Linked DNA regions of Mus musculus: region 1 is linked to region 2. The links are chromatin loops, found by intact Hi-C in ENCODE. Cell type or tissue: left cerebral cortex. All regions are shown on one strand. Each heading gives the region's core, and the rest is flanking DNA. Links, peaks and the distances in the headings are about the cores only.

Region 1 (11,766 bases), core at 5,910-8,409, 260 kb after region 2:
ACCACCACAAGCAGCAAGAGCTCTTAACCACTGAGCTACTTCTCTGGTCCCTCACCTTGATCTCCTGATCCTCCTGCCTTTATCTCCTAAGTGCTGGGATTATAGGAGTGAGTCACTAAGCCACCCAACATCTACTGCTTTTTCTTTTCTTTGGTTCCTTTTAGCTTCTTGCTCTTCATTCTCAAGAATAGGGCCACGGTATACCTTTTTCTCTCTTAATTACTCGTCTAAAAAGGCACCCAGCACTCAAGTGTAAATCTGAATCGGCAGCTCTGATTTGCCTCCAATCCCATGGTCTCAAAGCTGATTAGACTAACCAGTTCAGCTAATCTATTTATTAGTCTTTTAGCTCAAAATGTGTCCTAATGATCTCTCTCTCTCTCTCTCTCTCTCTCTCTCTCTCTCTCTCTCTCTCTCACCCTTCCTTTTCTCCATCCTTTTATTTTGGGATGGGATCTCCTTACATTGACCAGGCTGGTTTCAAATTTACTGTGTAGACAGATGATTGTCATTTTAAAAGATTTATTTATTATATGTAAGTACACTGTAGCTGTCTTCAGAAACCCCAGAAGAGGGCATCAGATCTCATTATGGATGGCTGTGAGCCACCATGTGGTTGCTGGGATTTGAACTCAGGACCTTCAGAAGAGCAGTCAGGGCTCTTAATCACTGAGCCATCTCTCCAGCCCTAGATAGTTGTCTTAAACTTCCTCTGCCTCCCAACTGTGTACAGCTCCAGCTGTGTACTCCATCCGTGTCCAGTTCCTGTGATTTATGCAGTGCTGGGAGCTGAAGCTGAGCTTTATTTATGCTCAGCAAGCAGTGTGCTGCCAACTGTGCTCCATCCTCTACTCAAATGCACCTCTAACCTCAGAGCGACTTGCCAGTTTAAAGGCTATTGTCCTTAAGAACGTCACTGTTCTCTGAAACTTTGGATCCCTCCTTTATTTCTTTTAGTCCTTTGGATGTAACAGTTGTTGAATTTTGCTACCAATTTCCTGGTTTTTTATTTTTATTTTTTTCATTTCTTCTCTTATTTGCAGTTCTAGAGCCTTGGTCTTCTTTAGACTGTTACCTCCATGTGTCTTCCAACAAAGGCTTTGGTCTCTGAACGTTTCTTCCATCTCTAGTTCTCTCTCTTCTTCAGTCTTTCAAGTGTGGAGTTGCCAAGTGAATCTGCCTACATCACAGATTGGATCGTGCCACTGCCTAGCTATGAAAAGCTTTATGACTGCCCACACTCTACAAAGAAAGATGCAGGCTCTTCATGGGACTCTGAGGGACTTTCAAGGGATAATTTTTGCCCAGTAGACCAAGGCATGTGCCAGAATAAGCTTGGATGGTGGTTGGGGAAGGGTGTTTCAGTTTTTATGGATTCCTGATCCAACTTTTTCTCCATCCTTAGCCATTTCTGTAGACCCTCAAATACTCTGCTGAGCATTTAGGGTCCTGCACTGTGGATTTTATTGTGTTTCACATTTGTTTATGTATAGAATGCTAAACCTCTTCCACAGCCACTATGCAAGTTCTAGCCAGCTTTCAAGACCCTCTTCCATCCCCACTCTTCTTTGAGTCTTTCTCAGCTCTCTATCCCAGGGTTCCCTCCCTCTTCTGGATCTGAATGTCTTTATAGATTGCTTATCTATCTATCTATCTATCTATCTATCTATCTATCTATCTATCTATCTATCTATCTCCAGGTGTTGAACACAGGGCTTCACAAATGCTAGCCAATTATTCTAGTACTGAGTTTTAGCCATCAGCCCACTTTTAACTTTTTATTTTAAATCAGGGCTTCAGTAACTTGCCCAGGCTGGCATCCTACTCACTCTGTAACCCAGGCTGGCTTTGAACCTGTGATTTTCTGCTCTGAGTTTTCTGAGAAACTTAGATTACAGGCCTGTACCATTAGGCCCAGTTTAACATGTTATGTATGTATGTATGTATGTATGTATGTACATATGTATATATTGGGGAGACAGAGAGAGAGAGAGAATGTAGATGTAGAGGCCATATTTCAGCCCTTGTGTGTCATTCCCCAGGAGCCATTCATCCCTATTTATTTTGAGAAAGGGTCAGTAACTGAGACTTGGGACTCTCCGATTACATGAGGTTGATCAATAAGCCCCAACTATTGGCTCAGATATTTGCTGACACAATCAGCATTTTTATGTGTGTTCTGAGGATTGAATTCGGATCCCTATGCTTGTGATGCAACCACTCTAATGACTGAGCTAGCTCCCCAGGTCCTAATGTGGGGTTTGTTGAAAATGCGTGAGTGATAAAAAGGTTTCTAAGTGGGCAATGGCTAACACTTAAGCTCAAGTCAAAAGCATAATGAATCTGAGGTGACCTTGGCAGTCCTTGAAGAAATTGCATGATGTTCCTGAAGACTTGGTTCTAAAAGAACTACATGCACACTTTGTACTGCACATGCCATTATGACACACAGCATCAATAAACCTGCCTAAAATATCTTGGCTCAGACTCCAAGTTGTTGAATGTTATACAGTTATTACCGTATACACAAACTTTTCTACTTTTATTTTTTAAAAACCCCATTATTTGCAGAAAAGAGAGACTTTCAGTATTTTCTATTGCCATTCTTCAACATTAAAGTATCAAATTAATCTATATTTGTACTACATTGTTAGAATGTTTGATTTTAAAAGTGCTATTTAATTTGCTGACTTGAGTTTAATAAAAATGAAATCATGGGCTGGCAAAATGGCTCAGCATGTAAAGGCACCTCTGCCTCTATAAGCCAAGGACCTGAGTTCAGTCCCTGGAAACCCACATAGTGGAGGAAGGAGGGAGCTGACTTCTGCCACTTGTCCTCTTTCATCCACCCATGCACCACGACACACATACACCAGATGCCATAGAGCCATAAGCAGGTCCCCAAAATAATAAGTGAAAATGCATCAAAAGTCTTTTTTGTTTGTTGATTTTTGGGGTGGTGGTGGTGGTGGTGGTGGTGGTAGTGGGGTCTTTCTTTCTTTCTTTCTTTCTTTCTTTCTTTCTTTCTTTCTTTTTTTTTTTGAGACAGGGTTTCTCTGTGTAGCCCTGGCTGTCCTAGAACTTACTCTGTAGACCAGGCTGGCCTAAAGCTCAGATATCTGCCTGTCTCTGCTTCCTGGATTAAAGGTGTACACCACCAGCACCCAGCTTAACAGTTTTTAAAAATCTTTAAGTGATTTTTACCTTGGTAGTAGGATAGAATTTCCAACATTTGAAATTATCCTAAGCACATTTCTGTAACCTTGTACTATGTATTTATATGAAGTAGCATTCTCCATATTAACAATTATAAAATCAAAATATCAGCCAACTCCAAAAAGTATAGAAGATATTCCATGTCCTACAGCATTAGCTATTCAGCCACAATTTAATTTTTATATAAAAATAAATATGCACATTCATCTGATTAGTATATAAATTTCCTTTCATCTTTGATAAATGATCAAAATTGTGTAGAGCCAAATATTTGCTTCAAAATACATTTATTTATGATATATAATCAGTGTTAGATTTGCATTTCTATTTTGTATAATTATACACCAGGAGGAGCATGAATATTTCGTGGATAAAAGGTACTGAGAATAAGAAAAATTCTAAGAAGTTCCACTCTAGTGTCATCACTAGATTTTGTCCTACTATGTAAAACTGTCTGTCAGTTTTCTCTACATTTCTGTATATCCAGTATATCTGTATATCAGATATATATGTACATGTACACACACACACACACACACACACACACACACACACACACACAAATTTGGCCACTTTGGCTACTGTCCTGTAAGCAGGGCAATCATGCAAGTCTTCCCGCAGTGACAGCCGGTCTGAACGCCACAAGTCACAGGAGCCTGGAAGTTGCAGTCTTTAGGAGTCAACTTCCTCCATGTGCCGGGGGTCTCTGGAGAAAGATAGGAAAAAGCAAATTAGATACTTTAGCTGAGGGCATAGAATAGCCAGAAGCTGGAAAGAACCCAGATGCCCCTCAACAGAGGAATGGATACAGAAAATGTGGTACATTTACACAATGGAGTACTACTCAGCTATTTAAAAAAACCCGATGAATTCATGAAACTCTTAGGCAAATGGATGGATCTGGAGGGTATCATCCTGAGTGAGGTAACTCAATCACAAAAGACCACACATGATATGCACTCACTGATAAGTGGCTATTAGCCCAGAAGTTCGGAATACCCAAGATTCAATTCACAAACCACATGAATCTCAAGAAGAAGGAAAACCACAGAGTGGATTCTTCAGATCAAAATACCCATGGGAGGAGATGCAGAGACAAAGTTTGGAGCAGAGACTGAAGGAAAGGCCATCCAGAGACTGCCCCACCTGGGGATCCATCCCATAAACAACCACCAAACCCAGACACTATTGTGGATGCCAACAAGTGCTTGCTGACAGGAACCTGATATAGCTGTCTCCTGAGAGGCTCTGCCAGTGCCTAGCAAACACAGAGGCAGATGCTCACAGCCATCCATTGGACAGAGCACAGGGTCCCCAGTGAAGGAGCTAGAGAAAGTACCCAAGGAGCTGATGGGGTCTGCAGCCCCCTAGGAGGAACAACAATATGAACTAACCAGTACCCCCAGAGCTCCCTGGGACTAAACCACCAACCAGAGAGTACACATGGTGGGACCCATGGCTCCAGCTGCATATGTAGCAGAGGATGGCCTTGTGGGTCATCAATGGGAGGAGAAGCCCTTGGTCCTGTAAAGGCTCTATGCCCCAGTGTAGGGGAATGCCAGGGTCAGGAAGCAGGAGTGGGTGGGTTGGGGAGCCAGGGGGAGGGGGATGGAATAGGGGGTTTTCAGAGAGGAAATGGGGGAAGGAGATAACACTTGAATTGTAAATAAAGAGATTATCTAATAAAAATTAAAAAAATAAAAAATGGCATTTAATTGCTTTCTGTGATGCTTTTATTTTCTTTCTCATAAAAATTTCTAACCAAAATTTGTCAGTTTTTATTATTTTAGTTAATTAGTGCGCACATGCGTGAGTGTGTGTGTGTGTGTGTGTGTGTGTGTGTTTTGTCCTGTTTTTAAACAAGGCCTCACTATGTAGTCCTGGATGATCTAGAACTCTTTATGCAGATCAGTCTGGCATCAGACTCACAGAAATCTACCTATCTCTCTGCCTACCAAGTGTTGGGATAAAAGGTATTTGAGACTATGCCCACCCTCCAAATTTCTAAGCCAAATTTAGTTAAATATTTCGTTTCTGTTAAAGTAGGAATTGGATCTAGGGCTGTCTGTCATTTTGGTGATATATACATACATATATGTGTGTATATATATATATACACACACACATCTATCTATATATCTATATATATCAATATATCTCACACCCTAAAGACTGTAACTTCCAGGCTCCTGTGACTTGTGGCATTCAGACCTGCTGTCATTGCGGGAAGACTTGCATGATTGCCCTGCTGACAGGACAGTAGCCAAAGTGACCAAATTTGAGTTTCACATAAACAGTAAATGATGTTTCAAGTATAAGTTTATTAGACACATTTATATTTAAATTTTCATTCAATGCTGATATGAAAGTCATGCCTCTAGCATGTCTTATCTTGGATGCTGTGATTTGGTTTATCTGTTGTTGTTGGGTTTTTTTTTTTGTTTTTGTTTTTTTGAGACAGGTTTTCATATAGCCTAGATTGGCTGTGAACTCATTGTTTGGTCAAAGCTGATTTTGAGCTCCCCATCTTCCTGCCTCTACTCTGGAGTGCTACTATGGTGAGGACACCATTCCTGGTTAGAATGTAAGTTTTACATGATAATTTGGTTTCATGCTAATGTATTTTTAAGACATGGTCTCTTTATATGGCCATGGCTAGCTTGACATTCACTACATAGCCCCCTGGCTGGCCTCAAACTTGTGTCAATACTTTTGCTTCTGCCTCTCAAGTTCTGGGTTTATAGTCATGTGCCACCATGCCCAGTTAGTTTTATGTTCTTTTCTTTTGTAATTTAATTTAAATTGATGTATATGGGTGATTGCCCTACATGTATGCTTGTGTACTACATATATGCCTGGTGCCCAGAAGAACGCATTTGATCCTCTTAAACTAGAGTTACAGATGGCTGTGAGCTACCATGTGGGTTCTGGGAATAAAACCTAGGTGTTCTAGAAGAGTCCAGTACTCTTGAATTCTGAATCATCTCTCCAGATCCTAGTTTCATTTTGTAAGATACTCCTCAATCTCGTTTTCAGCCATCAGTGACCTCTCTTGGGACAGTCAGTCAAGACCAAGGCTTGGCTGTGGGATGACAATGAAAAAACTGATTTTCTGAGACTCTAAGCAGCTATTCTAGAGGCATGTCTAGAGCAGCTTGAGGAATTTGTTCCAGTCTCAAACTCAGCATATCAGTGTTTCATCTTCAATTAATCCTAACTGTGGGAAATGCCTCTGAGCCTCTCAATGGAAAATTGCCTTTGAACCCAAGTGATTACCTGTCCAGAGCTCCCTCCTGGGATCCAGTACCTAGAGACTTTGCTTAAGATTGCATCCTAGGTTTATCCTCACCCCACATGGAGTATCATACTTGATCTCCTGGCAAGTTTTGCCTATTTGGGGACAGATTCTTGGCTGTCAGAGCATTCCAAAGCAAGGTTACAGATGATGTAAAATACAAGGGTACAGATGCCTGGAAAGGCACTAATGATGGTGAAATAGGTTGCTTTGGGGGAATCATTTTTGTTTTAAATAGGCGCTCAAAAGACCTTTCTGGCACTTAACAGAGGCAAATGCAACTTCCTCTCCTTCTGGAGAATTATTTGTTTTCTTCATTGATCCATGTTCCCAAGAGCTTATATCATTTTTCATCATCCAGGAGAATTCACTGGAGATGAGGATTTTTTAAAAAAGTCTAGATTGAGCTATTTCTCCAGCTTCTGCCAACACTGCCCAAACACAGCAAAACAGTGTTTAGTTGTTCCATAGTGCCATCTGCTGATAAAGCAGCAGGCATCTTCAAGTTTTTCAGTGTAGTTTACAAGGGTAATTGTTTCTTCCTTAAAGGGGAAAGAAACCATGTATTTCCTTGGTTAAGGTCAGATTTGTTTTGCATTTGTCTTACTTTGCTGATACAGAAGAATTCTGTTTTCATATAGCCACCAACCTTGCAAAAGGTATAAGACAAGCTGAGTGAGATTGCAAAGGCCTATAAATCCCAACACTGGGAAGGCAGAGTCAGAAGGATCAGGAGTTCAAGACCAGCCTAGGACAAACAAACAAACAAACAAACAAACGCAAAAACAGTCCCCACCAAAGAAAACCCAATGGAACTGGAGAGATAGCTCCACCATCAAGAGTGCTTGCTGGTCTTCCAGAGGATCTGAGTTTTATTCCTAGGACCCACATTGGATGGCCTACAACTGCTTATAACTCCAGTTCCATGGGATTTGATGCCTCCAAGGGTACCACACTCATGTGTTCTTTCTGTCTCTATCTCTCCTTTCCTCTCTCTCTCTTTCATATACACATACAAAATTAAAAAATTAAAATCTACATTTTTAGGCATGGGTGGCAGAAGGCCTGCATGGGCGAAGGAAGGCAGACCAGACCAACTTGGCTACCATCCCCTCCAAGATCCAGTGCTTTGAGTCTGCCTACCCCACATGTACTCCATCTCTCAGGTACTAGAGTATGTGTAGGAGCCAATCTTGTAGAACCAGGGGTAATTACTCAATAGGGCCTAGGCCCATTGGCTAGCCCCCAGGATGGAGATGCTGTGGCTGCAGCCCTTGCTGCTTGCCCCACTGGGAGGCAAAGAGCATGGGGCCGTGGTGCTACCTACAGGCTACAAATTACAAAGGTAGTAGAGCCCAGCAAGCCTTGGGGTGGCCGACATCAATTGGTAGCATCCTGGAGGTAGCATAGAGACTCCCCCAAGATGCCCTGCTTAGCCTCGGGATCACTCTGACTCTGGGTAACAAGAGGATATCTGAGATGAGTCACAGCAATGGTCCAGTATTTTATGGTATGTCAGAAGCCAAAGACCTTGAACCAGATCAATGACTCACAGCAATCAATGTTTGCATGTAAAGCTGTTTGGGTGAAAGGGTATACTGTGTGTCATACTGCAGTTTCCAATGACACTATGACAAGCAGGTATGAGATGGAGAGGTGGGAGAGATGGAGGAGCAGAGCAATATGCAGTAGAGAGAGGGAGGATTAAAGACTTAACAATGGTGGCAGGTGTTAGAGAAGGCTGTGGTGGACCAGGGAGCTTGTTGCTGAGTAGGGCAGTGTGTGTGTGTGTGTGTGTGTGTGTGTGTGTGTGTGTAGCAGCCTGAAGCTAGTGCAGACCCCTACACCTCAACATGCTGTTCAACTACATGATCTCCCTGACTTTGAGCAACAGCAGGATGTCCAAGATGAGGAACTGATCATTTTCTGGATTGGACTTCCTTGAAAGACCACCTCCAGAGGCCATGCTGGTATCCGTGGTCCATGCTATTGCCCCAGGCCAAGTTGAAACCTGAGGTTCATGTGGATACCAGTGGTCTGGACTACCAAAGGAGGCCAGGTTGATACCCATAGTCTACAGCAGGGGGCCAAGTTAGTGTCTATAGTTGTGATTTCTGCCTGAGGTCATGTTGAAGTCCTTGGTCCATCCTGCCCCTGAGGTGCTGGGGTCCATGGTTCTACTTCAAACAGGGATCTTGTTGATGTCCATGGCCTGTGCTGTGGGTGAGGGCTGTGTTGATGTCCAGAGTCTGTATTGCCACCAGAGACCATGCTGAGGTCTGTGGCACGTGCTGATCCCAGAGGCCATGTGAATGTCACAGTCCATGTTGTCACCAGAAATGATGTGGATGTCTATGACCTGGTGCTTCTGCTGCTTGTAAAGGGGAAGGAGGCTACTTTTGCAGTGGTATTGATGATGGCAGACTCACAGGTGAAAAATGGACATGAAAGGCTTCTGGGACAACCCCTTCCCCATCTCCTCCTCCTCCTCCTCCTCCTCCTCCTCCTCTTCCTCCAAAAATACCCCCAAAACAAAAAACAAAACAAAACAAAACAACAGCCTAGGCAGAAAGGGACTGAAAAGAACTCTTCAAATTGTGATAAGGATGCTAAAGTGTAGCTCTCAATAATTGATGGCTTCTGGTAGGGGGCAGCATTGTGCAAGTGGGGAAAGGCTCAGTTTTCTTTAAGGGGCTGGCGACTGAGATTTCGACCAATCTCCAGTGAGTATATGGGTAACACATATTGGGCTTGTGCTTTTTGTTTCAATTTTTCTTCCTTCCCTTTTTCTGGGGGGGGGGGAGTGGGGAGGTCACAAGGGTGGGAGGGTCTTGGAGGACTGGGAAGTGAATATTATTGGAGTAAGTTCTGTGAAATTCCCAAATAATCAACAAAAATATTATGTTGGAAATAAAACAGATTTCTGTGAGTTTGAGGTCATCCTGGCATACATAGTGAGTTCTAAGACAGCCTTTCTTTGAAAAAAATCATATTAAGGACAAAATGTAGTAACATAAAAATGTAACAAAGACTTTCAAATGTGCTTTATATAACAAAGTTCATATTTCTGGGAAGCCATATAATCTATCTATCTATCTATCTATCTATCTATCTATCTATCTATCTGTGTGTGTGTATACATATATTTTTTAAAAAATAAAGAAATAAAGGAAACAAACAGAAGTTTGACGACCCAAGTCCCATTTCTTGGACTCACAGGGTGGAAGGACAAAAACAAATTTCATAAATTGTTCTCTGACCTCTACACACATAATGTATCATGTATGTGCCCCTACACATGATGTGCAGGTATACACTAAAATAAATACATACATAAAGGAGTAATAATAAAAGCTTTAGATTACCTAAGATGGTATTGCCTATTGGGTCAACTCTGTCTCATGGGAGTTTAGGCCTGAGCTACCATATACCCAATAAGGCTTTATGTGATGTTGGTTTCCATGATACAAGGGCCACATTTAAATATTGACCAGAGGGAAAACTTACACACACTTGGGGCAGGGAACAGTTTGGGAGGGAAGAAAGGAAATCCTGTCTTCAACTTGTGCCAAAACACATTTCGCTCTGGTTGTCCTACAGTGCCATCTAGTGTCTAAAATAGGCAAATGTGCACATGCAAAAACTGGATTCAGTTTGTGGTACTCACTTGTAGTCTCCAACTCAGAGGGGTGGAGGTAGGATCAGAAGCTCAAGGTCATTCTTCAGTACATATCGAGCTGAGGTCAACCTGGTTTATATCAGGCCTTTTCTAAACAAACAAAGAAAGCCCAAGAACAGACTGAGTCCCTCCTGGCTCTGAGATGGTAGCGACACCAGGAACCCTAGGACTTTTTGGTAATCTGCTCTAGATGAATAAATAGTCTCCAAGTTCAGTGAGAGACCTTGTCTCAAAATACAAGATGGCAAGAGATTGATGGAGACATTGATGTGGTCCTCTTGTTTACACACATGAACACATGTGCACATGTACCAGCACATACCTCTACAGACATACAAGCATGTACACATACACACACAGGTGAGGGGATACATTTCTGGAGATCATGAATTTGGTGGCATATGCCTATAATCCCAGCCCTCAGGGATTCAGAGCCTAGATATTAAGTTCAAAGCTCAATGCCAGGGTGTCTGAAAAACAAACAAACAAACAAACAAACAAACTCCAAAAGAATAAAATTCTGCTTTAAAGTCATAGAATTTGTGATAACTAGTTACAGTTGTTTTTTTTTTAATGAATGTTATTATTATTTAGAAATCCTACCTACTGCTTCCCAGTCTGTGACACACAATACCAAAGATGTGGAGAGAAAAGTAATGGAGCAATCAGAGCTTTTCATTCCTCCTGACTTTTCTCAGCCCAAATATAGAAATCTTATACTGCATAACTGCAGGTACTTACTTTCTTCCTTGGCAAGCTAACAGGACAAGAGATCTTTCCAGGAAATTTGATGTAAAAGTTTTTCTAAAGTTATTAAATTATTAGGCGGCTGGAAAAATGTCTCAGTCAGTGATTGCCATGCAAGTGGGAGTTTGGATCTCCAGCTCCTAGGCAAATGCTGGACTGCCATTCAGATCCCCAAGGCAAGTGGACTAGATAGATGAGTTGAATTGGTGAGCTCTAGGTTTGAGAGAGACCCTATTTCAATAAAAATAAAAAAGGTAGAGACTGTTCAAGGAAAATGACTGATGTTAACCTCTGGTCTCTACATGCAGACTTACACAGAGGCACACATATCTGTGCATGCATACAGGCCCATACACATAAAAATATGTATCCAGGCATACACATAGTACACACTTAAACATACTATTATCATTATTGCGATTATTTCTTGAATTGCTTTTGAGCTAGGGTCTCACACATTAGCACAGACTGGCCTGAAGCTAATATGTGGATCAGACTAGCCTTCAACTTGTGCTGATCCTCTTGTCTCTGAAGACTGAGATTACAAGTCTGTCACTGTACATTGGGTTATTGTTGTTGTTGTTGTTATTGTTGTTATATCTGAAAAGTCTAATAGGGAAAAGCGTTTTTCTGAAGAAGGCAGCCCTGCTTCCTTCCTACCGATGAAGTGTTATTCCACGGTACCTATCCCCCCACCCCCGCCAAAGTAAAAACAATTTTCAACTACATTAGGACACTAATTTTGGGTCTCACATTCCTCTCAGAATGCTTCTTTGCCAACTTACTTTTTAATCACCTTCAATTTTGGGTAGATTGAGAACATTGCTAA
Region 2 (11,766 bases), core at 5,790-8,289:
AACATGATGATCCAAGACATATAGCACATAGAAGCTGGGACACAAAACAATCAATCTGTCAGCAACTGTTAAGCAAATTAAAAACACTGGCAATGTGATATAGAAAACAGCTACCAGTGGGCAATATGGGAACTGTCAGTCAGTAGGGTTTGTATTTTCCCTCATCTAACTGACACTCCCACCAAACAGTGAAATTTCAAATGATCAGATTTTATGTTTCGCCATATAACAAAAAATAAAATCTGCGATGAGGAAATGTAGCTACTTTCCTTTTTTTTTCCCAATCAAACCATATACATGTCCATACATGATCACAATACCTCATCTACTGCAAGCAAGACACATACATTCTGGACAGAATAAGAATGGCCACTTGTAGTAGGATAATGCTTTAGTTCACAGCAGTTCTCAAATACAGCAAGGTCAATGTGCAGAACTAATGTGAAAATGGCATATGCCAACAATCTACTCCCTTTTAAAGAAACTGTTTTGGAAGCCTACAGACCTCTGATCAGTTGGAAAGATGTCATATCATCTCTCCCAGCTGTGAGGGACATGGGAAATCAAACTGTTTTAGTGAAACACTACAAAATCAAAATTGAGCTGTGTAATGCAGAAGTTAAACATAGCTTATGAAGTTTCAACATGGCCTAGGTTTAAAACCCTGTTCCTTTATTTATTAGCTGTGTTGCTGAGTTACCTAATTATTCTGTGCTTTAGTTTTCTCCCTTGTAAACCAAACATAATAGTTTTCCCCCTTAGGGCTGTTGTGTGGATTAAAGGAGTTACTATGTCCTCTGACCTCTGCCCCCTATCAATTAAAAAAAAATGTTTTCAAAAAAAAGGAAACGAATACAATTTATCTAGGGCTGGGTTTTCCAACTGTGACAGTTCTGTCACTGAGGCCAGGTAAGTATTTCTTGTGAGGAGCTCTTCTGTGCTTTGTAGGATATTAAACAGCACCCTTGCCCCTTGTCCACTAGATGCCAACAGCATTCCTCTCCCAGTCATGACAAACAGAAGGATCCCAAGAAGTCTTCTAAGACAGCCCTGCCCCCAGGGCATTCTGAATGGTCACAACCAGGTGTTGAGGGTGGGTGCTAGAGGCATTTAGTGACTAGAGGCCAGGAAGGCTGCAAAACACACTCATGCTATCATACACAGGGCCGTAACTGTGACAGGGTTACCCAGTCCAATCCACAGGGCTATGGTGGGAAAACAAGAAGTGTATGAGACCAGAAGTGTATGAGACCAAAGACAAGACACTACCTTGCTGTAAAAAATAATTTTTAAACACTGCTTTTTCAGAATTTATTTTTCAAAGCTATTGCAGTTAAAAACTCCTGCAATAAGCACTCGGGAGGCAGAGGCAGGCAGATTTCTGAGTTCGAGGCCCAGCCTGGTCTACAAAGTGAGTTCCAGGACAGCCAGGGTTACACAGAGAAACCCTGTCTCAACCACCCCCCCCCCCAAAAAAAAAAGAAGAAAAAGAAAAGAAGTGTATGAGACCAAAGACAAGAGCAGATGGTCCCTATAGTTCTCTTTTGGTAGATTGCTTTTGGTTTGTTTGTTTTTCACCAGATTTGGGAAGGAGATTCAGGTGGTACAGGGAGAAGGGACTGAAACTATCTTGTAAGAGACTGTCTTAATTAGAGTTCTATTGCTATGAAGAGATGCCCTGACCAAGGCAACTCCTACAAAGGAAGCATTTAACTGGGCACTTGCTTACAGTTTCAGAGGGTTAGTTCATGATCGTAATGTTAGGAAGCAGGCAGGCATGGCACTGGAACAGTAGCTGAGAGCTTTGCATCCTAATCCACAGGCAGCAGGCAGAAAGAGGGAGACACTAGGCCTGATGTGGGCTTCTGAAGTCTCAAAGCCCACCTCTAGTGATGCACTTCCTCCAACAAGGCCACACCCAATTCTTCTCAAACAGTTCATCAACTGGGGACTAAGCATTCAGTCATATGAGCCCATGGGAACCCTTCTCATTCAAACCACCACAGGGAGGTGGCCAAAAGTGGTAATAATAATATAATAATAATATAAAATCACTGAGCCTAGGTGTATGTTTTTCTCGGGCCAGAGGCAGAGCATTGAGTTGAATTGAAGCCCCTGTGCTTTTGCCAACGAGTATAAGGAAGCATCCCACCTCTGATCTCAACATTCTGGGGGCAGAGGCAGGTGTATCAAGCAAGTTCGAGGCCAGCCTGCTTTTCATGTCAAGTTTCAGGCCAGCCACAGCTTCACAGTGGGACCCTGTCTAGAAAAATAAAAACAGACAGGCACGGTGGTACATGCCTTTAATCCCAGTGCTCAGAGTCAGAGTCAGAGTCAGAGTCAGCTGATCTCTGAGTTCAAGGCCACCTGGTCTACATAGCAAGTTTCAGGCCAGCCAAGTTACATAGAGAAACCTAGTCTCAAACCACTAATGAAATCACACACACACACACACACACACACACACACACACACACACACACACACACACACACCTGGAAGCAATGAAGCAGACAAGAAGTAATAAAAATGGCTACAGATTCTGAGTTGAATTAGAAGGCACTGTGGAATTAGAAGGGACTGTAGAAAGACAGACTTAAAAGCCACAAGTGGGGTTCCATGTATTACAGAAGGTGTTTCAAAGTGATTTGAACATGATGACCTAGAAGAGGTAAGGTAAGCTCTGACATGCTGTAGCAGTAATTTGCTTCTGCAACTGAATTCTTAGTTTTCGCCAAGGACAGGGCGAGGTAGTCTGCCAAGGCAATAAGATAAACTACACACTCTAACTAGGGGTAGGGTTCATTAAATGAAATTGCTTTCCATCAGTAAAGCCCAAGACTGCAAAAGCAACAGAAAGCATCTGAGAAATCAGGGAACTCAAAACCTCTAAGATGATTTCTAGCCTTCTTTATATATATATATATATATATATATATATATATATATATATATAATACATATATATTCCTATCGTTGTTCAGATGCAAAAAGAAATATGAAAATATGTGCATCCACTTTTGAACAGAGAAAATAGACAAGAGGCCAAGCCACTCTTAGAAGAACAACTTGTATCTTTATGGACATGAGCCTTGCAAGTCTCTTAAGCAGCAGCAGCGTGAGTTCCAGCCCAGTCCTAATACTCATCAGCTGCAAGGTCATGGGCAACGTACCTAGCTTTCATTCCTTCAACTTAAAAATGTCAACAAGAAGATTCCCTATCTTGAGGTCCTTGGACTGAGAGAGAGAGCTCTAAAAGAAAAGCTAGCCAAATGTCAGAAATCAAAATAAGTATGAACTGTCAGATGTTTGTCCTTGAAGAATCTATGGTTATGATCACCAACTTCTTTCTTCTTAGTGAATAAATCATCAGAAACATAATGAAAAGACAAAAAAAATGGAGATGGTGATGTATGGCTACCTTACAGTGAGTGCTCTTACCCAGGAATGAAGGTGAGAGTGAGCTATCTTGTACTTTCTAATATATGGTCTAGTCATTGTGACCATGTTTTAAGAGAGACTTGGAGAGTCTTCCTTTCTTAATGAAGAAAAGGAAGAGAAATCTCTGTTGCATGCATTACTGGAGCCCCACCTCATTTCTACATGAAGTGTAAATGTAGGGCCTTGGCTAAAACTTAAACTGGGCAAATGACCCTTTCAGCCAAGGGCTGATTGGAAATCTGTAGGGAAAGCAAAGCATTCCCTAGAGACAAAGACCAAAGCTCAACTAACTGGTAGGTATAATTTTAGGGTCAATTCTTTTTTGTTTGTTTGTTTGGTTTTTTTTGTTGTTGTTGTTTGTTTGTTTGTTTGTTTTTTGGTTTTCTGAGACAGGGTTTCTCTGTGTAGCCCTGCCTGTCCTGGAACTCACTTTGTAGTCCAGGCTCGCCTCAAACTCAGAAATCTGCCTACCTCTGCCTCCCAAGTGCTGGGATTAAAGGCGTGCACTACCATGCACAGCTCTTTAACTTTTTTTTCTCCTGAGACACGGTTTCTCTGTGTAGCCCTGGCTGTCCTGGAACTCACTGTGTAGACCAGGCCAGCCTTGAACTCAGAAATCCGCCTTAGGGTCAATTCTTGACTATCTTTTTTTTAAATTGGATATTTTCTTTATTTATATTTCAAATGTTATCCCCTTTCCTGTTTCCCCCCTCCCTCTGCTTCTATGAGGGTGTTCCTCCACCCACCCACCCACCCACCTACTCCTACCTTCCTTCCCTCGATTCCCCTACACTGGGGCATCTATGGAGCCTTCACAGGACCAAGGGCCTCTCCTCCCATTGATGCCCAACAAGGCCATCCTTTGCTACATATGCAGCTGGAGCCATGGGACCCTCCATGTGTACTCCTTGGTTGGTGGCTTAGTCCTTGGGAGCTAACTCCTGGTTGGTTGATATTGTTGTTCTTCCTATGGGGTTGCAAACCCCTCCAGCTCCTTCAGTCCTTTCTCTAACTCCTCCATTGGGAATCCTGCAATCAGTCCAATGGATGGCTGAGAGCATCCCCTCTATATTTGTAAGGCTCTGGCAGGCCCTCTCAGGAGACAGCTATATCAGGCTCCTTTCAGCAAGCAATTGTTGGCATCCACAATAGTGTCAGGTATTGGTGACTGTATATGGGCTTCTTGACTGTCCTATTTTGAATTAATAGACCGTTTGGAAATAGGTGGGTGTCTTAGTCAGGGTTTCTATTCCTGCACAAACATCATGACCAAGAAGCAAGTTGGGGAGGAAAGAGTTTATTTGGCTTATACTTTTATACTGCTGTTTATCACCAAAGGAAGTCAGGACTGGAACTCAAGCAGGCCAGGGAGCAGGAGCTGATGCAGAGGCCATGGAGGGATGTTCTTTACTGGCTTGCCTCACCTGGCTTGCTCAGCCTGCTCTCTTATAGAACCCAAGACTACCAGCCCAAAGATGGTCCCACCCACAAGGGGCCTTTCCCCCTTGATCACTAATTGAGAAAATGCCTTACAGTTGGATCTCATGGAGGCATTTCCTCAACTGAAGCTCCTTTCTCTGTGGTAACTCCAGCTGTGTCAAGTTGACACAAAACTAGCCAGTACAGTGGGTTATAGCCACTGGAGAGTAGGAAACACGGCTTTTGTGAATTCATTCTTACTGATGGCTAGCTACTCAAGACTATTTCATAGCTAACAAATTAGGCAAAGTACTCCAAAGGCTTCTAAAAAAACATATCAAGGAAACAGCAGGCTGGAGCTGAGGCTGGTAGCTCAGTTGGAAGAATGTTTGCCTATTGTACTTAAAGCCCTGGGTTTCATCTCCAAATCTCATAAAGCTGCACAAGGTGGCATGTTCCTGGAATCATAGAGCTCAGAAGGTAGAGGCAAGAGGATTTGAAGTCCTTCTTGCCTACACAGTCAGTTTGAAGGCAGTCTGGACTACATAAAATCTGCTCTTATAAACCAACAATGAAAAATTTCAGATAATATCACTAACTGTAAGCTTGTTTTTAAGTAGGCCTATAAAGAAACAAAAACTAACAACTGCCTTCATTTTTATGAACCTAACATTCAGACCCAGAGAAAAGAGAGATAGATGTCTAGTCCACCCCTTATATTTTAGGAAAGAGATGGGAGTTAGCATGTTGAATGGAATAGCTTGAGTGCATAACTGGTGAATAGCCATACCATGACTAAAATTTCACTTCCCTCCACATCTGTGTCCATGCCACCCTATCCCCAACCTACCCCATTTCTTCCCTCTGCATTATCAGAAAAACAGGGGTTGGTGGATGGATGTTATTTCTAACCAGTATCATATCTCCATTATTCTGCCAGCCTCAGAGGAAGATGCTAGGAAAAAGAACAACTACCACCCTAGGTCACCTCCTCTAGGATGGTTAAAGATGCCCCCAAATGGTTTTTAGTACGTTTTCGAGCTTGAGGGTGGTGAGCAGTCCTAAGGATGGTGATAAAGACCCATCCAGAAGCCCCAGGGAAGGCAAACTAACACAATAAAAAGAGAGAAACCCACCTGAGAGCCTTTGGTAACAGAAAGTCCTCACAGCCTTGCCTTCCTTGAAGCAGGGTCAAGCCGCTGGGTGTAAGGCTCTGTGGCCACCGTTTGAATTCTTCATAGCCTACCAAACCAAACACAGGACAATCACTTTCATTCCGCACCAGGCCTCTCAAGTTAAGTGACAAAGCTGGTGCTATTTCCTCTGTGACAACCAGGAAGAGCTGACCTGTATACAACCACTACTTAGTCTAGCCCTAGACCATAGTAAAAGAAGATATTGCATTAACATGACACGGGGTTTCTACCTGCCACAGACCCTTTATGTTCTTGGATGAAAGATATACATAGCCTCATGTTTTTAACTATGTCAGGAGAGGAGAAAGGAGAGCCGCCATAGGTTAACTAAGCCATAAAAACATGATCAGATAGGCTGGCCAATTGGAGCCAAGAACAGCATAGATGAAACATAGTAAACAATAAGCAATAATTCGTTATTATTCGTTATTATCGGTGTTATCGATAAGGAAATAGATTCTAACAACATGAAGGGTAGGCAGTTGCCCAGCTATTGTGCTGCCTAAGGCATATTTAAAAAATACAAGGCTGTGTGTGTGTGTGTGTGTGTGTGTGTGTGTGTGTTTCATCCGAGAACATAAATGGTCTAAGGCGGAAAAAAAAACACGCCTAGATTATTTAAATTTTTTTTTTTTACTACACTAGATAAATGGGACAGAAGGAAAAGCCCTGAGAATTTTATCCCCTTGGTGACTTCAGGGAGGGAACAATGTTGGGAAAGGCGAGAGGAGAGTGAGAGGGCTGCAGCCTTGGACCATTTCCAACCCTGCCAAAGCAGATGCCCTCATACCTTCTGCCAGAGTAAGGCAGTCCAGTCCCTGTAAGTGTGGGAAGGAAGGCACAGCTGAGGGATGTGCCAGAGGCAGCGGTTAAACTGTAACCGGCCTGGGGTAAACTCTAACGGCCTGGCCGCTGCTGGGGGAAAGTTTGGAGTCACGAACTTAGAGGGACCCGGGCACCGGCTCAACCACGGCTTCGGGTAGAGTACCTGAAGAACTCCTGAACCCCGGCTCAAAATTCAGCTTTAAACTCCCCGCCTCTGAGAAGGGGCGGGGCCACGGCAGAGGGCAGGATTTCCCGCGGAGACGCTGAGTCTGTTGCGCACTCTCAAAAGGCCGAATAGTCATACCACCCTTCGTGGTGGTTCCATAGTGTAGCGGTTATCACGTCTGCTTTACACGCAGAAGGTCCTGGGTTCGAGCCCCAGTGGAACCATAGCTGCAAAGCCAGCTGACATTTTTTCCCCAAAAGTATCTTAGATAAAAAACCGGAAAACTTTTATTTTTTGTTTTTTCTACCTACATTTTTCCCTAACATCTTTATATCTCAGAGACGAAACCACAGACACCTCGTCTCCACCAAGGTCCCAGCCGTTGTCACCAGAACTCCCAGAGTGGAAGCAGAGCGATTCAGAGCCTTAGCCGCTGTTTACCCCACTTCGAGAAGCTCCACTATACTTTACCAGGAGCGGCCCGCAGCAGCCCCTTCGAGGACAAGCTGATCCCCTGAACTTCCCACGAAAGTACGTCAACGTAGCCATGCTTTAACTGAAGCTGCCGTTTTAAAAAGTTGATTGTGATTAAAGATTAAAAACACCTTATTCAACTCTTTAATATCTTATTCGACTCTAAAATGCAGAACAAGAACAAAAGCATAGTTCTTTTCCTTTCAGTGTAGTTGGAGGGTTAATGAAGGAAGAATTTATATATAGTTTAGAATACATGGCGTGCTTTTAAATTTATTAATTAAATGTAGTCCTTGACAATTTCATACTTGTATATAGTTCATCCCCGATTACTCTCGCTCCCTACTCATGCCAGGCTTTACAAACACATCCAGTACGTGCTGGCTGATAACTAAATGTTTCTCTAGTTCGTTTTAGTTGTTGTTCACATTATTACAATTTTGTTCAGGGAAGAGAATTTCTTGGGAGGAGGAGTGAAGAGATGTATTTATCTTTCACAAGAAGAATGAGCAAAAGGTTTTGGGGGGGTCCTCAGGGTCAAGGGTGAGATGGTGGGAACAGAGAACTAACCGGGGAATGAGAAACTAGATTTTTTTTTCTTGGTTTGGAATGAAAAACTAATTTATTTTTCTTGGCTTCTTCCCCGACCCCAGCCCTCTCCCCCCACCTCCACTGACACCTCCACCCCCGTTTTGCTTATGCAGCATATAAATATACATCATTTGTAACTAAAAAAAATACAAATAAAATGTGATTTTTCCTATTAACAATCAATTTACTCTTTTTAAAACTTCAGCTATCCAAATGCACAGTTCGGTACTGTAAATACACTCATGTTGCTGTGGACACATTTCCAGATTTTTTTTCTTGCAAAACTGAAACTCGACGTCCAATGACCCCATTCATCCCATCAACTTTATTTTTAATGTCCATGTAATGATAGCAGAGTATGCCAGACATTGACATAAGTACTTTTTTTTTAAATGAAGGGAATCAAATGTGAGACACACACACTCTATCTCAAAGCAAGTTTCTCCATCTTGAGCTACACCTCTAGACTTACTATGTGTTTTGCAGTACCATGCCATTTCAATCTCAACAAAATTCTATGAAGTAAACATGATTATCATTGTTTTACAGTCAGAAAATTTGCCTAGAGTTGGCCCCATTGCAAGCAGTATGTTTCTTCCCTGATGACCTCTGGAATCTGCTCACTTAGCCAGCTCCCTAACATTGGACATTCTGATTGTTTCTGTGTTGTCATTATCATAAGTAACGTGAACACTGCACATTCTTCCATATAACTGAGCCACCACTACCAAAGTCAATGTTTTCCAGAGCAGGCAGATGTCAACATGACAAGTTCTTCTGGGAGAAAACACTCTGTTGTACCATTCCCCTACAAATAGAGGTTATTTACTCAGCAGGAACCTGTTCAAGGTCACTCCCTAGGAAATGATGTCGGAGAAAGAATTAGGGGCCCACATCTTCCAACTCTACTTTCTATTTCATCCTATTACTCGCCTTACAGTTAAAGATGGTAGAACATCAGCACCTCCCTTGCTAAACCAACCTATGTCAACAATACCTCCCCAGACTGCTTGTTGAGGCAGGGGACTATGTGGCTTAATTGGATGGGGGCTGAGTGAAAGACCTAAGAACTAAATGAAATAAGATGCTTAAGTTAATCGCCTGCTCCTATGCCAGCTCTCCACTTCACTTAGATCTTGCTGTGACCAAGGACAAGGAGAAAATGCCACACAAGATTGAAGGCTTCTTCTTGTTACTTCTCTTTGGCTATGAAGGTATGTACTATTCTACTATTGGCATTTATTAATGTATTTAATAATGTGATTTAATATAGAAATATATAGAAAATAGTTGATAAATAGAAATGCAACCTGAGTAATAAAAATTGTTGGATGACAACATGCCAATTAGTTCACAGGTTATTAATTTAAAAGGTCACTGTTGTGTGGCTCTTTGTCACTGTCTTGCTCCTGGCTTCCTGGTTTCATGAGGAACCTTCTAAAGTTCAAATGATATTGAAACTCAACAGAAAGAAGGAAGGGCCTCAGAGTTTCTATAAAAACAACTTTAAATTGCAACAATTAATGAGAAGTCATGTTTCTTGGAAATTTTAGGAGGCAAAGTTGAAGCAATTGTAGAATTTAATATTGTAAGCCGGACTATTACTGAGGGTTAAGGATGAAGCTATTAATAGCTCTGCTGGGACAAGTGTAAATGAGGACTGTCCCAGGCAAATCAGGACAAAGGGTCACCCTAGTTTAAATATGGATTAGCATAAGGCCAAGCACCACTGCAGTCTAATAGAAGTCTAATAAAATAATCCAAAGAAAGTCAATAAACCCTAAAGACTCAATATATTCCATCACTTTTAAACTTCTAAATGTGGCCCTGGCAGGCATAATATGCTTAAATAAGGACAGATTAAAGCTAAATCTCTAAAATGTCAATCAAATAAACTTTAAATCTCTTTCCATCTTAGACATAATACTCTCTCATGCCTCTCTTACCTCTCTAGTGCCCATCAATTCAGAATTCCTTTTAAAGTTTATACTTTCAAATATTAAAAATTGGTTGAAGGGTTGGGGATGTGGCTCAGTGGTACAGCCCCTGCCCAGCCTTCATGAGTCCCTGAGTTAAATTCCCAGAAGCAGTATAAGACAAACAAACAAAAACCTTACTTCATCCATTTTCTGGCATAGCTACACATACCTGCAATCCTAGTTCTGGACAAATTCAAGCAGGAGCATTCAATGCCAACCTCAGCTACTTAGGTTTGGGCTATCTGAGACCCTGTCTTAACATTGGGGGAGAGCCTAGGCTAGGCTGAGCTATACAGTAAGCCTCTGTCTGGGAAGGAGGGAAAAAGGAAGGAAAGACATTGGTTGAATGACTTGTGGGTGACACTGTATGTTTAGAGTGTTCAGGGAAAAGGAGGCCTCTCTGCTCTGCAAATGACCTGCCACTCAGATAAGACGAATACACACAAGAGTCAGAATTCCTCTGTTTCTTCTATATTCATGAACCAGCAGTCTTGTGTCTTTTATTATCTAATAATATTTCTAGTGTCTGGAAAGCCTTGTGAAAATAAAATCTCAAGGTCATACGGCAAACACAAAGAAACAGGTTTTTTTTTCTTTTTTTTCTTTTTTTTTTTTTATACATATTTGTTTTATTTATTTATTTATTATATGTACGTACACTGTAGCTGTCTTCAGACACTCCAGAAGAGGGCATCAGATCTCGTTACGGATGGTTGTGAGCCACCATGTGGTTGCTGGGATTTGAACTTCAGACCTTCGGAAGAGCAGTCGGGTGCTCTTACCCACTGAGCCATCTCACCAGCCCCAGGTTTTTTTTTTCTTAGTTGTTATTATTATTGTTATTCTTTTGAGACAGGATCCCACACTGAAACTCAGGCTAGCCTTCAATTTCCTATGGATTTGACCTCATAGCAGTCAGCCAGTTTCCACCTTCTGAGTGCTAAGATTTCAAGCCTGAGCCACCACACCCAATTCCTAAGATATGTTTTTAAGCAAGGTTATTGGCATTACACCTTAACCCTTTGCAATGACGTGTCAGGAATTTGCACCTTTTTTTTTTTTCCAGTTGTCAGGCCTGGCAATGGAGCCCAGGGCCCTGTGCTTGCTAAACGATGGCTCTACCCCTAAGTTATATATACCCAGCTTATCCCAGGATCTTTCTCAGACTTTCTGATGTTTGCTATCGATGTTGCTTCTCTTTGGTTCCTTGCTCTTTTCTCACAAAAAGATCTAAGCAAGAACCCTTGTCTGGAGTCAGAGAGATAGCTTAGTCTGGAAAGTGCTTATAGCTTACACACAGAAACTTGAGTTCGATCCCCAGAACTTTTCTTGTTTAAAAAACAAACAAACAAACAAACAAAAACTAGGCATGACAGCTGGAGAGGTGGCTTCGCAATTAACAGCACTTGTTAAAGAGGACCTCAGCTTGGTTCCCAGGGCTCTATAACTCCAGTTCCAGGGCCTCAGACAGCCTCCTGTAGCCTCTTCATGCATCAGACATGGTCCATATGCATGCAGGTCAAACACTCATACACATTAAATGAAAAATAAAAGTCTAAAAAAAGGTCAAACATAGTGATGCATGCTATAATCCCAGTGCTAGGGAGGCAAATGTCTGGACCTTGTCGGTCGGCCAGTCAGTCAGCCAGCCAGTCAGTCTAGCCTAGCATAGCCT

The links. Hi-C counts contacts between places; a loop is a spot of excess contacts. Peaks named below come from ENCODE experiments on the same cell type or tissue, not always from the same donor. Only the 100,000 strongest peaks of a DNase experiment are listed, where the experiment ranks them.
Region 1: a loop joins it to region 2, with 3 times the contacts of the local background. A loop is called at or near these places in 4 of 42 quality-filtered maps.

The regions. Positions count from the first base shown.
Region 1 is chrX:161,023,458-161,035,223 of GRCm38, forward strand. No RefSeq gene overlaps it. Among named protein-coding and RNA genes, the nearest start is that of Cdkl5, 35 kb to the left of the region's middle. In left cerebral cortex, for the core only: a CTCF peak has its summit at 6,997 (motif pointing left); a DNase peak (open chromatin) is centred at 6,965.
Region 2 is chrX:160,758,912-160,770,677 of GRCm38, forward strand. It overlaps n-TVtac3 (a tRNA gene), which reads left to right and starts at 7,199; the gene lies at 7,199-7,271. Rs1 (retinoschisis (X-linked, juvenile) 1 (human)) reads left to right here and starts at 9,102. Exons shown (of 6, transcript NM_011302.3): 1 at 9,102-9,326. The coding sequence starts at 9,275. In left cerebral cortex, for the core only: a CTCF peak has its summit at 7,094; a DNase peak (open chromatin) is centred at 7,190; H3K4me3 peaks cover 1,257 bases.